2 separate regions of the Homo sapiens genome follow, and region 1 is linked to region 2. The links are chromatin contacts, found by Hi-C or POLR2A ChIA-PET in ENCODE. All regions are on one chromosome and are shown on one strand. Each heading gives the region's core, a stretch centred on a gene start or an enhancer-like site at or near the end of the contact. The rest is flanking DNA. Distances are from core to core; before and after follow the strand shown. Region 1 holds the start of RIT1 (Ras like without CAAX 1). Region 2 overlaps DAP3 (death associated protein 3).

Region 1 (4,824 bases), core at 719-3,218, 190 kb before region 2:
GCTATAGGATTTTGGACTTAATGACTGAAATTGCAAATTGTCCTTTTTCTTGGCATTACAGATTTTGCCAAAATAACTTTTTGTATCAAATATTGATGTGTGAAAGTGAAGGAGCTAGTCTGCTGAACCAGGAATAGTTTGAGATATTGAACTGTCATTTTTGCACATTTGAATACTTTGCAGGCTGGCTTTGTATAAACTTATCCTCTGGTTTCCTATATGTTGTAAATATTTAGACCATAATTTCATTATAAATAAATCTATAAATATTCTGCTTGTGGTTTCTCTGTTTTCTTCCACAACCCATCCATACACTGAAATTCATAAACTTTTTTACTCATAGCACAATGCAACTATAACATTACCAGAAAAATACATATACAGACCCCAAGGTTTGCATATAGTTCCCAGAGTTATGTAACTGCAAAATGTACCCTTAAAGTTCAAATGAAAAGGTTAAGGATTATTATGCTGGATATTTTCCATTTTCATATTTTAGCCCTCCTTTATTTAACAGCGTATTAAAAGGACTTCATGAATGAAGCGGGTTTTAAAGGAAATATGTTATTCTTGGAAAGACATTTTATTTTTTTTTGAGATGGAGTCTCGCTCTGTCACCCAGGCTGGAGTGGAATGGTGCAATCCTGGCTCACCGCAACCTCCTGGGTTCAAGTGGTTCTCCAGCCTCAGCCTCCTGAGTAGCTGGGATTATAGGCACCTACCACCATGCCCAACTAATTTTTATATTTTTAGTAGAGACAGGGAGTCACCATTTTGGCCAGGCTGGTCTTGAACTCCTGATCCTCAAGTGATCAGCCCACTTCAGCCTCCCAAAGTCCTGGGATTACAGGCGTGAGCCAGCACTCCTGGCCAGAAAGACTTAAATTTTGAGACGGAGTTTTGCTCTGTTGCCAGGCTGGAGTGCAGTGGCACCCTCTCAGCCAGCTAACTGCAACCTCCACCTCCCAGGTTCAAGTGATTCTCCTGCCTCAGCCTCCCGAGTAGCTGGGACTTATAGGCGCATGCCACCACACCCAGCTAATTCTTTTGTATTTTTAGTAGAGACGGTTTTACATGTTGGCCAGGATGGTCTCTTATTTCTTGACCTCATGACTCACCTGCCTCGGCCTCCCAGAGTGCTGGGATTACAGGTGTGAGCCACCGCGCCCGCCCGGCCCAGAAAGACATTTAAAAAGAACAGTGGTAGGCAGAGCTGCATGAGAACAATTTTCGTGTCAGTTTCTTCTAGCACCTGTGCTACGTAAATAGAGGGGAATATGGTTATAGTGGCTGCGCTTCAGTTCTGTATTTAACTCAAGGCCTCTGTTAACTCAGAGCTCTCTTTCCTGCCAGAGTGTGGTACATTTATTTAAAACAAGTTTTTGTGTGTCTTATACGTGTTTAAAATACATACAGAACTCTGATTAGGGAGTGTTGTGAACATCTGGTTTCTGAGAATGAATTTAGGTTTCAATAGCAAAAGTCATTGTGGCCGCTCCTTTAGGAAAGTCATTTTTCTCCTATGAGTAGTCATCCCCGGTAGACTTGACTGAAATCCTGTGTTTTAGGAGGATTTGGGGGGTGCCCCTGTCCTCCCTTCCTCTCATTACATTGGGTCAAATTAGTTTTGGGTTTTTTTTTTTCCCACAAGCAGCAAACAACCCTCGGTAAGTTGTTAATTTAAGTGTCCCTGCATGTCTCTTATCACGTACTCCCTTCCCTTTTGTGTAAATAATTTACTTTCTACTCGTGATTAAATACCCTTGTCTGTGAGTGCATACACCCTAGGTTGGGTAGGTGACCAGAGGACCTTCAGCGGTGGGTCCCGGAACTGGGTTTTAGGGACCTGGGAGGGGCGGGAAGAGGGCGGGGCAGGCTGTGGGCGTCACTGAGTGGCCCCGCCCCTCCTTCCGCGACTCGGGCGCCGGTGGCGCCATCTTACTCGGTTGCGGGAGGGGTCACAGGTCAGTGCCGGAGCCTCCGCGAGTGAAGGAAGACGAAGTGCGTGACCCGACCGGCTGTGGTGTTCCAGTCCCCACTGACCAGTAGGAGCAGCAGGGCGTCGGCTTGTGAGGTAGAGGGGTGGGGAGTCTGGCGGCGGAGCAGCAGCTGGGGGTGGGGAGGGGGTTCGGAGGAGAATGGGGAGGGGGCGGAACCTCTGGGTACCGCAGACGTGAGAGAACCCCTGCGGCCTAAGGGGCCGCATCCCTTTCTTCCCAAAACTTTCTCCTTGTCCCTACTGTGCCGAGACGTAAATTTATTTGTATCTTTTTATTTTTCTCTTTGGAAAAAGTAAAACCTGTGATGTGTCATGTGACTGAACTGTCTAGGAGGGAGGGTGAAGATGGGGGGGTTTCTTAGGGCCACCCGAAAGGGTGCAGTGGTGAGCAAGAGGGACAGGCCAGAGTAAGAGGGACAGGCCAGAATATGTATGGAAAGGTAAGGCACTGGCTTGAGGGCTGTCGCCGTGGTGTCTCCATCCTGGATTAAGCATTTCCTCCTCCTTTTCTAGGTGGCTTTTCCTCGGGGCAACCGAGGAAGGCCCCAAGAGGACAATGGATTCTGGAACTCGCCCAGTTGGTAGCTGCTGTAGCAGCCCCGCTGGGCTCTCACGGGAGTACAAACTAGTGATGCTGGGTGCTGGTGGTGTAGGGAAGAGTGGTAGGTAACATTTTCCATTTGACAGGAAGCATGGATGAAAAGTACTTAAATGACCAGATGGGATACTTGCTATCTTGCAATGTTAATACTTAAAATTCTCTCTGTGGGTCACCTTTGTGAGGATTTGACTTTTATTTCTTCTTTTGAAGCCATGACCATGCAGTTCATCAGCCACCGATTCCCAGAAGATCATGATCCCACCATTGGTAAGCCAGATCATCACTTATGTTTCCAAATATACCCCATAAAAATATCTTAATGAATATCAGTAGTTTCTAACTATTTATATTTTGAGGCTTTTTTGGAGTCTAATTCAGATTTATTTAGAAACAAGGGTATCAGCAGTTGGTAAGCAACTGAATATTTCTTTTTTTTTCAGACTTTATGTCATAAGCCATCTTTAGTCTTTGTCTCTTACTGAACATTAATGGGACAACTCTCTTTGTTGTATTTTTTTATGGTTGTATACAGGCCACTTAACGAAGCCTTTTCTTGCTGTCACTTCTCTAAGGGTATGACTTGAGACTCGCTCTGTAACTGTGAGTCAGCTGGTTTGAACTTCCACAAAAGGAAGCAGAGAAACAAGTAGAGCCAGGCTGCTGAACTCTTACAACCCAGACATGCCAAGCCTGGACATCTTGCACTTGGAGCTCTTGGTTTACTTCCTTATACCTTAAGTTCATTACGTAGTAATGTCTTCTCCCATGTCTGTCTGTTGTTTTTTTTTTTTTTTTGAGATGGAGTCTCGCACTGTCTCCCAGGCTGGAGGGCAATGGTGCGATCTCCGGTCACTGTAACCTCCGCCTCCCGGGTTCAAGCAATTCTCCTGCCTCAGCCTCCTGAGTAGCTGGGATTACAGGCATCTGCCACCACACCCGGCTAATTTTTGTATTTTTAGTAGAGATGGGATTTCACTATGTTGGCCAGGCTGGTCTCAAACTCCTGACCTCAAGTAATCCATCCACCTCAGCCTCGAAAAGTACTGGGATTACAGGCGTGAGCCACTGTGCCTAGCCCTCCGATGTCTTTTATGGTCCTTAACTCTTGTTGCAGAACGCTAATAGAGTAAAAAAGTCATTTTGTTTGCTTTGACTTTTTTATTTTTTAATTGCTAATCTCTACAAAGACTAAGAACATTACTGTCATTCCTAAACCATAAGGAAGCAGGTTTGATTCTAAGGGTTTATATCCTAATATGAAAGAAAAATGGATGTGGGAATGGGAGAGGGCACAGAAAGTCAGCTGTACTGTTATTTTCTTTTTTTGTTTTTTTTTTTGGAGACGGTGTCTCACCCTGTTGCCCGGGCTGGAGTGCGGTGGCACAATCTCGGCTCACTACAAGCTCCACCTCCCAGGTTCATGCCATTCTCCTGCCTCAGCCTCCCGAGTATCTGGGACTACAGGCGCCCGCCACCAAGCCCGGCTAATTTTTTTTTGTATTTTTAGTAGAGATGGGATTTCACCGTGTTAGCCAGGATGGTCTCAATCTCCTGACCTCGTGATCTGCCCACCTCGGACTCCCAAAGTGCTGGGATTACAGGCGTGACCACTGCGCCGGGCCTTATTATTTTCAGTATGTGACACTCTTTGCCATGATCCTAGTTCTCTAGGAAGGATTTCCATTGGGTCAGGCCTCTGCTGCTCTGTTTCCCGCAAAGCCAATAATGTTTTGTGGTGGCCCAGCTTTGATATGGTCATTTCATAGAGCACATGATTCCAGGGATGGGAAAAATAGAAAAAGTCTTGACTTTTTCATGTACTATATCAAATTTAGAACACTGTTCAGAGATTCAGGCCAGGCGCGGTGGCTCATGCCTGTAATCCCAGCACTTTGAGAGGTCGAGGCGGGTGGAGCACCTGAGGTCAGGAGTTCGAGACCAGCCTGGCCAACATGGTGAAACCCCATCTCTACTAAAAATACCAAAACTAGCCGGGCGTGGTGCTGGGTGCCTGTAATCCCAGCTACTGCGGGGGCTGAGGCAGGAGAATTGCTTGAACCTGGGAGGCGGAGGTTGCAGTGAGCCGAGATAGTGCCATCACACTCCAGCCTGGGGGATAAGAGCAAGCTTTTGTCTCAAAAAAAAAAAAAAAAATTGTTCAGAGATTCAAATTATGGCGGGAGTTCTAGGAATAAAATGAATTTAGGGCTTACGCATATGTACT
Region 2 (4,527 bases), core at 1,745-4,244:
TACTTTTTTGGTAGAGATGAGGTCTTGCTATGTTGCCCAGGTTGGTCTTGAACTCCTGAGCTCAAGTGATCCTCCCACTTTGGCCTCTCAGTGTTGGGATTACAGGCGTGAGCCACTGCACCTGGACCACTCATCTCTTAAAGCTGGAAAAGATATCTCCCATTGTTTTGAGAAAGCCTGTTGCCCAGACTGGAGTGCAGTGGCCTGATCTCAGCTGACTATAGCCTTGACCTCCTGGGCTCAAGTGATCCTTGTACCTAAACCTCTCGAGTAGCTGGGACTACAGGCGCATGCCACTATGCACTGCTAATTGAAAAACTTTTGGCCGAGTGCAGTGGCTCATGCCTGTCATCCCAGCACTATGGGAGGCCAAGGTGGGTGGATTATGAGGTCAGGAGTTCAAGACCAGCCTGGCCAAGAGGGTGAAAGCCTGTCTCTACAAAAAATACAAAAAATTAGCCAGGCACGGTGGCAGGCGCCTGTAATCCCAGCTATTCGGGAGGCTGAGGCAGAGAACTGCTTGAACCCGGGAGGTGGAGGATGCAGGGAGCCAAGATCACGCCACTGCACTCCAGCCTGGGTGACAGAGCAAGGCTCCGTCTAAAAAAAAGAAAAAGAAAAAGAAAATTTTTTTGGCTGGGCACAGTGGCTCATGCCTGTAATCCCAGCACTTTAGGAGGCCAAGGTGAGCGGATTGCCTGAGGTCAGGAATTCAAGACCAGCCTGGCCAACATGGTAAAACCCCATCTGTACTAAAAATACAAAACTTAGCCAGGCATGGTGGTGGATGCCTGTAATCACAGCTACTTGGGAGGCTGAGACAGGAAAATCATTTAAACCCAGGAGGTGGAGGTTGCAGTGAGACGAGACTGCGCCATTGCACTCCAGCCTGGGCAAGAAGAGTGAAACTCTGTCTCAAAAAAAAAAAAAAAAAAATTGTTTTAGAGTTAGGGTCTTGCTATGTTGCCTAGGCTAGTCTAGAACTCCTAAGCTCAAGTGATCCTCCCACCTAGGCCTCCCAAAGTCCTGGGATTACAGGCATAAGCTACTGTGCCCAGCCTCATTTATCTTAGCCAAGAATGCTGGTTGCTGCCCTCAAACCCAGTATGTATATAAAAGTGGTGGCCCAAATAATGAAGCCAATTGCTCATCAAAGTAAACCGTAGATGTAGGGGTAGCAAAGACAATTCTTGCCATCTGGATTCTTCTGTGCTGTGTATAGAGATGCTCCAGTCATGTGACAAGATCATCTGCATGCTGCTGTTTCCATAGAAACCCCAGAGGAATTGGCAGATAAAAGGACTGCAATTACAAAGAAAGCTGAAAAGACACTTCAGTGGCTTGATTCATTTATTCTACTTCATTTTGTGTTTGTGAAAAGAGGTGAATGGTATATATATATATCTTCATCTATATCTATATCTATCTATCTATCTATCTATCTATCTATCTATCTATCTATCTTTCTTTCTTTTTTTTTTTTTGAGACAGAGTCTTGCACTGTCGCCCAGGCTGGAGTGCAGTAGCACGATCTCAGCTCACTGCAAGCTCCACCTCCAGGTTCATACCATTCTCCTGCCTCAGTCTCCCGAGTAGCTAGGACTACAGGCGCCCGCCACCATGCTCAACTAATTTTTTTTTGTATTTTTAGTAGAGATGGGGTCTCACTGTGTTAGCCAGGATGGTCTCAGTCTCCTGACCTCATGATCCGCCTGCCTTGGCTTCCCAAAATGCTGGGATTACAGGCGTGAGCCACCTCACTCAGCCATATATATATACTTTTTAAGACAGAGTCTTGCTCTCTTGCCCAGCCTGGAGTGCAGTGGCGCGATCTTGGCTCACTGCAACTTCTGCCTCCTGGGTTCAAGCAATTCTCCTGCCTCAGCCTCCTGAGTAGCTGGGATTACAGGTGCCCGCCACCACACCCAGCTAATTTTAGTATTTTTAGTAGAGACAGGCTTTCGCCATGTTGGCTAGGCTGGTCTAGAACTCCTGACCTCAAGTGATCCTCCTGCCTCGGCCTCCCAAAATGCTAGGATGACAGTCGTGAGCCACCCCGCATGGCCGAAGCCTAGAGATATATTTAAAACACACCCTGCTGAGATCATGTTTTGGGTAATGGGTGTTTACTTTTTCTTTCCACACAGACTATATTAAGATGGGAAGACTCAGAGGGTAGGGGCAGGGAAAGAAAGCTATTGGTTCCTAACATTACAGCACACACCACAAATTAATTTCATTTATGAGAGGCAGCAACAAAAAGAAATCAATATCCAGTCTAATGGGGAACTGGACTAGAAAATGCAACACTAGATACTGCTGGAATCCTGGCTTCTGCAGACAAAATTCACTTTAAATGCTGCTCTTCTCACAACAAACCAAGTTAGTTCCCTCTCCAGACCCTAGGAAATCCACTTACAAAACTGCAAAATAGCACCAGATTGGTTATTAGAAAAATTGGGTTCTGAACCTGCCCTGGTAGAAAATTGTGGGCAAGTAGTTTAATTTCTTTAGTACTCTCCATACCAGAGTTTGTTAAGTTATGGCTGGGCACCTGTTTTGTAAATAGAGTTTTACTGGAACATGTTCACACCCATTTGTTTATGGCAGAGTTGAGTACTTGTGACAGATCATCTCAGTCCATCGGCCTGAAATATTCACTACATGGTCCTTTAAGAAAAAGCCTGTCACCCAACACATAATATAAGCAATAATAATTGGTAAACTTGCCCAGTAAGAAATTAAACTTAGTAAGTATTGAGTATTCGACAACTCTATGCTCAGCAAAATCCGTGGAACTAGGTGAATTCACTAGTAGAGATTACATGGGAACTGATACAGACCGAGCTGGCCAGTGTATGTTACCACAGTATCAGACAGGGACAGGGAGAATCTGGGTTCCAGAGTGCTATCTCAGGTGCACTATCTGAGTAAATGCAAATCTACTAAGCTTCTTTCAGTTTCAGTTTTCCTATGCAAAATGAGGACAGGAACACAAATCATAAGCCCTGAGAAACCCCATATACATATTAGTAACTCACCGGGTCATTCTCATTGGTGCGGGAAATAGCTCTCGGACTCTCAACTGGAACCTGGTTATCTAGGTGAGCAGCAATGCTTTGGCGAGCCTGGGTCCCCATGTGTAAAAAACGCCCAGGGTCCAACTATAAGAGAAACCATTTCAGTGTTACGGGGTTATCAAACTTTTTTTTTTTTTTTTTGAGATGGAGTTTCTCTCTTGTTGCCCAAGCTGGAGTGCAATGGCGTGATCTCAGGCTCACTACAACCTCCGCCTTCCAGGTTCAAGTGATTCTCCTGCCTCAGCTTCCTGAGTAACTGGGATTACAGGCGTGCGCCACCACACCCGGCTGATTTTTTATATTTTTAGTAGAAACAAGATTTCACCATATGGGCCAGGCTGGTCTTGAACTCCTGAACTCAGGTGATCTGCCCGCCTCTGCCTCCCAAAATGCTGGGATTACAGGCTTGAGCCACCACACCTGGCTAATCAAACTTTTTATGCTTGCCAAAACACTGAGAAGGTGAGCCATGTCTGCAATAGGGATGTCACTAACATACATTTTTCTTTTTTTTTTTGAGATGGAGTCTCACTCTGTCGCCCAGGCTGGAGTGCAGTGGCGCGATCTCGGCTCACTGCAAGCTCCGCCTCCTGGGTTTACGCCATTCTCCTGCCTCAGCCTCCCGAGTAGCTGGGACTACAGGCACCCGCCACCACGCCTGGCTAATTTTTTGTATTTTTAGTAGAGGTGTATTTTTAGTAGGGGTTTCACTGTGTTAGCCAGGATGGTCTCGATCTCATGACCTCATGATCCGCCCGCCTCTGCCTCCCAAAGTGCTGGGATTACAGGCGTGAGCCACCGCGCCCGGCAACATTTTTCTTCTATGTAAAAAGGATCCCTGTTATTATTTAAAATTCACTAAGTCCAATGACATTATTCATATTCTGTATCTGTTCCAGTCTGTGTATTGCCTTATCAGGGGTCTGTCCTATACGGAAACAAACAATTCTGTCAGAGATTATTCAGGAGCATACATAGCATAGCCATTAGCAAACTTGAAGCAGGAAAGCTCTTTTAATGCGCTTGCACAGCGATGAATGGTTGTCAAAACTGTGTAATTCTCATTCTCTGTCAGTCACCTCAGTTATCAGGGGATCAGTGCAATGCTCCTCACTATGTGACAGCTATAATTACATGCCCTGTAACAATTTTCCTGCTAATTGTGCCCTGGAATAAAGGATCTTTCATTAGAGACATGTAATAAGGGAGTATGTCAAATACACAGCTAAGTGAAAGCAAACTGCTCTATAGGTAACTCAGTGAACTGTACACCGAAACCTCTGAACCAACAGGGAGGGGAAGGGGGCGGATTTCGGTAGACAAATCTAACAAAATGGTAAGTGAAAAACCCCAAAACTGAGCTTAAGGATAACAAACCTTATGTAGAAAGTGAAAAGATGTGTTATGAGGAAAAGATTAGGGAATGCAGCCAGGAGAAGCAAGAGAA

What was found. A loop is a pair of places that touch in the nucleus more often than their neighbours do. ChIA-PET counts read pairs that join two places held with the same protein, here RNA polymerase II (POLR2A). Pooled maps may share reads with other maps.
Region 1: a loop to region 2 is called in a pooled map, with 2.6 times the contacts of the local background. The contact joins the promoter of RIT1 here to the enhancer-like site in region 2. A Hi-C loop is called at or near these places in 2 of 50 pooled maps. POLR2A ChIA-PET finds 5 or more read pairs at or near these places in 5 of 52 experiments (AG04450, HEK293, Panc1 and 2 more).

The regions. Positions count from the first base shown.
Region 1 is chr1:155,908,493-155,913,316 of GRCh38, reverse strand. It overlaps RIT1 (Ras like without CAAX 1), which reads left to right and starts at 1,968. Exons shown (of 6, transcript NM_006912.6): 1 at 1,968-2,074; 2 at 2,513-2,661; 3 at 2,811-2,867. The coding sequence starts at 2,556. KHDC4 (KH domain containing 4, pre-mRNA splicing factor) reads left to right here. Exons shown (of 14, transcript NM_014949.4): 14 at 1-272.
Region 2 is chr1:155,715,643-155,720,169 of GRCh38, reverse strand. DAP3 (death associated protein 3) reads right to left here. Exons shown (of 13, transcript NM_004632.4): 3 at 3,042-3,164. Among named protein-coding and RNA genes, the nearest start is that of DAP3, 29 kb to the right of the region's middle. Within about 2 kb of position 2,994, at least 2 of the 41 ENCODE cell types and tissues checked have a DNase peak (open chromatin) inside an H3K27ac peak, as active enhancers do.